Regions from separate parts of the Homo sapiens genome. Here region 1 is linked to region 2. Evidence: read pairs that join two places in POLR2A ChIA-PET (ENCODE). Cell type or tissue: CD4-positive, alpha-beta T cell. All regions are shown on one strand. Links, peaks and the distances in the headings refer to the core of each region. The heading gives the core; the rest is flanking DNA.

Region 1 (2,815 bases), core at 312-2,811, 88 kb before region 2:
CACATGAAAAATCAAACGAGAGCACAAATATGGCAATATCTACAGTAAGAGCTCAGGCTTGGAGTAAGCAGGGTAGGCTTGGCGGAGTAGAAGGAACTTCACTTGGGACTTGAAGCTACTAGGTTAGAGCCTGTGGTTCCAGAGGCAGGAGCAAAAGGATGCATTTGGGGAGAGAGAGGGAGAAAGACTGAAAAGATGGAGTGTCACTCTTCTTTTCTGAGGTAGACCCATTTCTCCTGGGCAAAGGGATAGAAATAGAAGGGAAAGGAATTAATTTTCATGTCACTAAGTTATCAGTTAATGTACAAACTTGACTAAGCACTTTCCCCAAGATACAAGATGCTAGAGGACAAAGAAAGCACTCGTTGTCCAAACGCATGAGATTGATTCCCCTCATCAGTGATAGAATTAACTCTGAAAATGTAGACTGTGTTTCAAGGCTGAACTATTGAAAATATTTTAAGTACAAAAAATGTTGGTGAGAATGAGAATGAAAAGGAACTGAAAAGGCAGAGTAGATGGCTCTGAAGGAGTGAATATTTAAATGCTTTCATTCTTAGCAAATGTCTTATTCACAACTCTTGCTGTGCATTATGTTGACTATAAGCATATTTGGGGGCAATCGCCACAGGAGCACAGAAATAGACATCTATGAGAACCACACATGCTGCATCACTATCATCAGGACGAACACCGTCCTTGTCTCCAACAGAAATGGAAAAGCAAAACTGCAAGTATGTGGCATCATTTCCTGTTTGCTGTGCACATGCTCTCTTCTTTTCTTCTACTTTTTAAAAAGACTTTTTAAATTTTCTTAGAGCAGCTTTAGGTTCACAGCAAAATTGAAAGGAAGGTACAGAGATTTCCCAAATGCTCCCTACCTCCATCCATGTATAGCCCTCCCCATTATCACCAAGCTCAACCACAGTGGTACATTTGTTACAATCGATGAACCTACATTGACACATCACTGTCATCCAAAGTCTACAGTTACCTTGGGGTTCACTCTTGGTGTTGGATAAAGATTTGGACAAATGTATAACAACATGTATCCACTGTAATATCCTACAGAGTCATTTCACTGCCCTAAAAGTCTTCTGAGCTATACCTACTTATCCCTCCCCTCCTTTGTCCTTTCTAAGCAACAACTGATATTTTACTGTCTGTAGTTTTGCCTTTTCCAGAATATAATACAGTTGGAATCATACAGCATGTATCCTTTTAAGATTAGCTTCTTTCACTTAGCAATGTACATTTAATGTTCCTCCATGTCTTTTCATAGCTTGACCGTTTATTTTTTATTTTTTATTTTTAGCACTATATAGCATTCCATTGTTTGGATCATCTCTCTCTCTCTCTTTTTTAATTTCTTTTTTTTTCCACCTTCGGGACTTGTCTGAATCTCCCTTATTTTTAATGATGATGATGCTTAACATTTATATCATGGCCAGGAAATAACACACTGTACAGGGAGGAAGTTTACACCCATATAGTAAAGTGAGAGAAAAACCAGTCTAAGGCAAACTGCCAAAGTCTAAGGTATTTACAAGAGCAGAGTAAAAGGTCTGTTTTTATTAGTTGCCTATTTCTCCAACAGCAATAAGAAAGGGAAAAAAAAATCATACCTTGGCACATTTGAGGCATGGAGTGCTTGGGGAAAAAAATCCAAGGGATTGAAGAGATAAGTGCATTAAAACTTAGATTTCTGAACTTATGGATTTTCTCAGTGGTAAAGTATAATGGTACTTTTATACAGGTTTTATTAATACATAATTAAAGGCTAGTATCAAGTGAAACTCCTTGAGTTATGCACCGTGAGAAATGCCTGAGGAACATTAAATGTCACTGATAGAAAGATTAAGCACTAAAAAAGCTACAGCATATCTTAAATCATTATACAGAACAAATAACAGTATAAGGACCAGTAAGCTCTTTAAAGATAGACACCATGCTTAGTTTTCATTGCCTGGCACAAAGTAGGTACGCAATAAATATGAAGTGAATAAATAAAACAAACACTGTCCCCCATATCCCTAAGGAGGAACAAACCACAGCTAAGGCAAGCATATGCATTCATATATTCAGATGCCAGAGAACATCTGGAAATATTTGACCTCTAGCTACCTTCTTCTGACATGAAACAATTCGTTTTGCACACTCTCCTAACTGCCAAGTGATATCAGTCTAGTGATTCCTAAAGCCAGAGTTAAGTGCTAACTCATTTAAGAGACACAAAGAGAGTACCAGATTTGGGACACATGGTCTGTTTATTCCTAGGTAAAAAAGAAACCATCATATCCACATTAGAATCATGTCTACATTTTGAAATTTTGCTTAGTAAATACGATTCTCCTATCACTGTAAATATTGACATACTAACTTTTCTGAGGGTGGGAATGACAATACATACTATTAATGTTCATTTTTTTAACCCTTCATTAAACTGAAGGTTTCCAGCCATCAAGGATGCTTTTATTACCTCTATCTTGGTTGTATCCACATTGTTTTTTTTCCCCTCTTCTTTTGAAGAAAGCTTCTCTAGGCCAAACAAGGAATTACAAAAAAAATTTTTCAGAAATGAAGGGGGTGGGTGAGATTTGAAGCAGCTTCTTCTCATTCTGCTTCATGGCATTTTTCCATAAGCCATAAAGACCAGTGAATTATTTGATCCATGGCAATTTAAGATCTATGTGGAAAGCATCCATTTCAAAGTAACAACCATGTGAGAAAATTCAATGGATACATAACACAGAACATGTTTTGATTTATAACAGACTATTTGTTTCGGTTGTTTGAAGAATTTGAAATATTTATC
Region 2 (2,815 bases), core at 178-2,677:
TGGAATTGGTGGCAGGATGTCTTCTAGGAAATGGCACACATAGAAAATAAAAACAAGGGGAAAACTATCTTGAAAAATGTCTAGGCCTTATTACAGAATACATGGAACCTTAATTTACATTTTAGTTGATTACAATTACCTCCTGGTACTTTCACTGACTCAATTATGTTTCTAATTTACAAAGTCCCTCCCTAACTCCAGAAATGTTAATGCTGGCCCTTAACAGGGAGGGCACCACAGCCAATGCTTTTCTAAGCACTTCATATGTATGAATTTATTTAGCTTTAATAACAGCCCATGTCTGTTATAACAAAACTATACAGTAACAGCTCTTAATCTCAGCTCTGTCACTTGCCAGTTAAGAGACTCTCTGAGACTCAATGTTTAAAAATATAAAATATAGAATAAAAATACAACTCACCTCACAAGGTTGGTGTGATAATTAACTTGAGGTAATTGAGAAGCTACACAGAACAGTGCTTGACACATAGTAAGCTCTCAGTATAGATCACTACTGTTACTGATGACAAATAACAAGATTTACTTAGCAAATCTTGAGGGAAGAGGTTACAAACCTTCTATGGCAAGGAAGCCACAAAGTAAGAACCTCCTCTCCTAGCTCAGACAGTGGTTTTCAGCTTGAAGGACTACAGTTTTTCTTCTCTGTACACTAAAAAGTTTTGGTGGCTATATTAACAGGCTCCAGGTCATTAGGGAGCTCCTACTACAATGCCTAGCAAAAACGTACTCCAACATCACTAGCATTTTTAAAGTAATTGAATTTTGAATAGGAATACATGCACATGGTACGAAATTCAAAAAAATACAAAAAGATATGCAGAGAAAATATACACGGTGTTACCAGGTGGGTTTTTTTTTTTTTTTTTTTGTGCATCTACTGGAGACTTTCTGTGACTATCCAAGCTCACATACACGCACCTTAAGATATTAAATTAGCAACTACATCTAGTAGGAGTCTATTGTTTTTACTGAAATATCCCAAAACCCCAAGTGTTTATAAGACCTGGAACAAGAATTTTAGTTTACAAATATTGTTTCCCCAGGGACACTTTCTTACAGGCTCCATTAGCCATTGATTCTGTTAGTGATCATCTCACCAAGGACCCCAGAGAGGGCTCAATAATCAGGCATAGGGAGTGAGAAGTGGGTAAGAAGAAGATTCAAGGGAAGGAAGATAAGGTGATAGGTACCTATTGGGTGTCAGATATGACTAAGAATTTTATATATGTTGTTTCAATTTTCTTAATCACCTTGAAACATGGTTATTATTCTTCCCCATTTTGCAGATGAGAAAACTGAGCTGTAGAAAGGTTGCCTGACTTGTCTAAGATAACACAGCTGGGAAGTTGAGGAGGCAGGTCTGACTGGTATAAAAAACTCCAGCCCAGTGACTTCCATACTACAAAATGGACAAAAGAGATCAGGTACGCAGAAGGGCAGAAAGTAGCTGAATTGCTAGTTGTTTTGAATACACTTGGAAGGGAAGGGAGATACAATCTGAAAAACTCACATTTACCACATCAAAACAACACCCAGCAGGCAAGTTGACAGCCCTTTTCTATCTTACTGCTGATGGCAGTGGTGGGCCATCCAGAGCAGCCGCTGCCATTGCACTGGCTGCAGCCAGGCGGGACCCACTCCCAGGCCCAGAGCCTCTGCCACTCTGTTACCCTGGCCCCGTGTCATCTCTCTTGCCTACCGCCTCTGTGGGGAGGTGTGGGGAGGAGGTGGATAGTCCCCGGAGGAGCCTGCCCCTGGGAGCCCCCTGGAGCCTGCTGCCCTGGGAGCCTCCACGATGAGGCCAGGCTGAATTGCCCCCTGGTGTGGGGGCAGCATGGTTGGGCACAGAAGGGCACGCAGAGAGGAGCCCCGAGGTGGAGCTGGGCCAGGAGTGGTGCAGCGTTCCACGGAGCCTGCAGGAGCGAGGAGCAGGCAGGAGCCCCACCCTCCCAGGCGCCTCTACGGCCGCCCAGGTTGCAGCTGCAGACCCGGGCATCTCTGCACTCTCAGGGGACCTGGGAATCCCCATTGTTAGCCCCCGTAGGCTTGAAGGTGTCTGCTTCCACTGCCTGGCCTCTCCCTGCTGTTGGCTCCAATCACAGGGTGGAGTTGAGGCCAAGTGTGGGCGATGTCACAGCCGGGCTGGGTGTACACACACACGAGGCAGTGCTGACATGCCAGGCCCCTGCCGCCTCAGCCCCCTCTGGACTTTGGGCACTGACAAGCACAGTGGGGAGGGATGCCGAGGCGGGTGCTGAGCACAGCCTGGTGCTGGCCTGCAGGTGTCCCTTGGCATGAACAGCCTGGGTGTCATGAACAGTAGCAGGAGGCCGACTGGCTCCTGGGTGGAAGGGGACTGGTGCCTAGTGAAGCCCCACCCTCAAACCAGGGAGGACTCGAAGCCTGAGGGCCAGGCTGCCAGTTCCAAGGACCGGAGGGAGGACTTGTAGTGCTTTTTCTGGGCCAGCCCATGGCCACCCATGGACCAATCAGCACACACTTCCTCCCCTCTGAGGCCCATAAAAACCCTGGATTCAGCCAGACTCCGGCAGAGGACAGAGAGAGGATAGAGAGAGGACGGGGAAATGGTGGGATGACCCGCTACAGAGAGGAACTACCCACCTCAGTGTCTCCCGTCTGCTGAGAGCTGAGAAGACAATGGGATGACCAGCTGCAGAGAGGAACTACCCTCTCTGCTGACAGCTAGACACTCATCAGGATGACCTGCCTAGCAGAGAGGAGCTACCCTCTCTGATGAGAGCTGAACACTGGCTGAGATACCCACTGCAGGTCT

Evidence for each region. Peaks named below come from ENCODE experiments on the same cell type or tissue, not always from the same donor. Only the 100,000 strongest peaks of a DNase experiment are listed, where the experiment ranks them.
Region 1: POLR2A ChIA-PET joins it to region 2 with 10 read pairs; 9 of 35 experiments call an interaction of 5 or more read pairs at or near these places.

What each region holds. Positions count from the first base shown.
Region 1 is chr1:89,697,540-89,700,354 of GRCh38, reverse strand. The region is part of intron 2 of LRRC8C (leucine rich repeat containing 8 VRAC subunit C); the gene reads right to left. Among named protein-coding and RNA genes, the nearest start is that of LRRC8C, 66 kb to the right of the region's middle. In CD4-positive, alpha-beta T cell, for the core only: no CTCF peak of the experiment used is centred there; no DNase peak of the experiment used is centred there; H3K27ac peaks cover 2,488 bases.
Region 2 is chr1:89,609,664-89,612,478 of GRCh38, reverse strand. No RefSeq gene overlaps it. Among named protein-coding and RNA genes, the nearest start is that of LRRC8C-DT, 22 kb to the left of the region's middle. In CD4-positive, alpha-beta T cell, for the core only: a CTCF peak has its summit at 1,613; DNase peaks (open chromatin) are centred at 588, 1,568, 2,128 and 2,508; H3K4me3 peaks cover 2,500 bases; H3K27ac peaks cover 2,459 bases.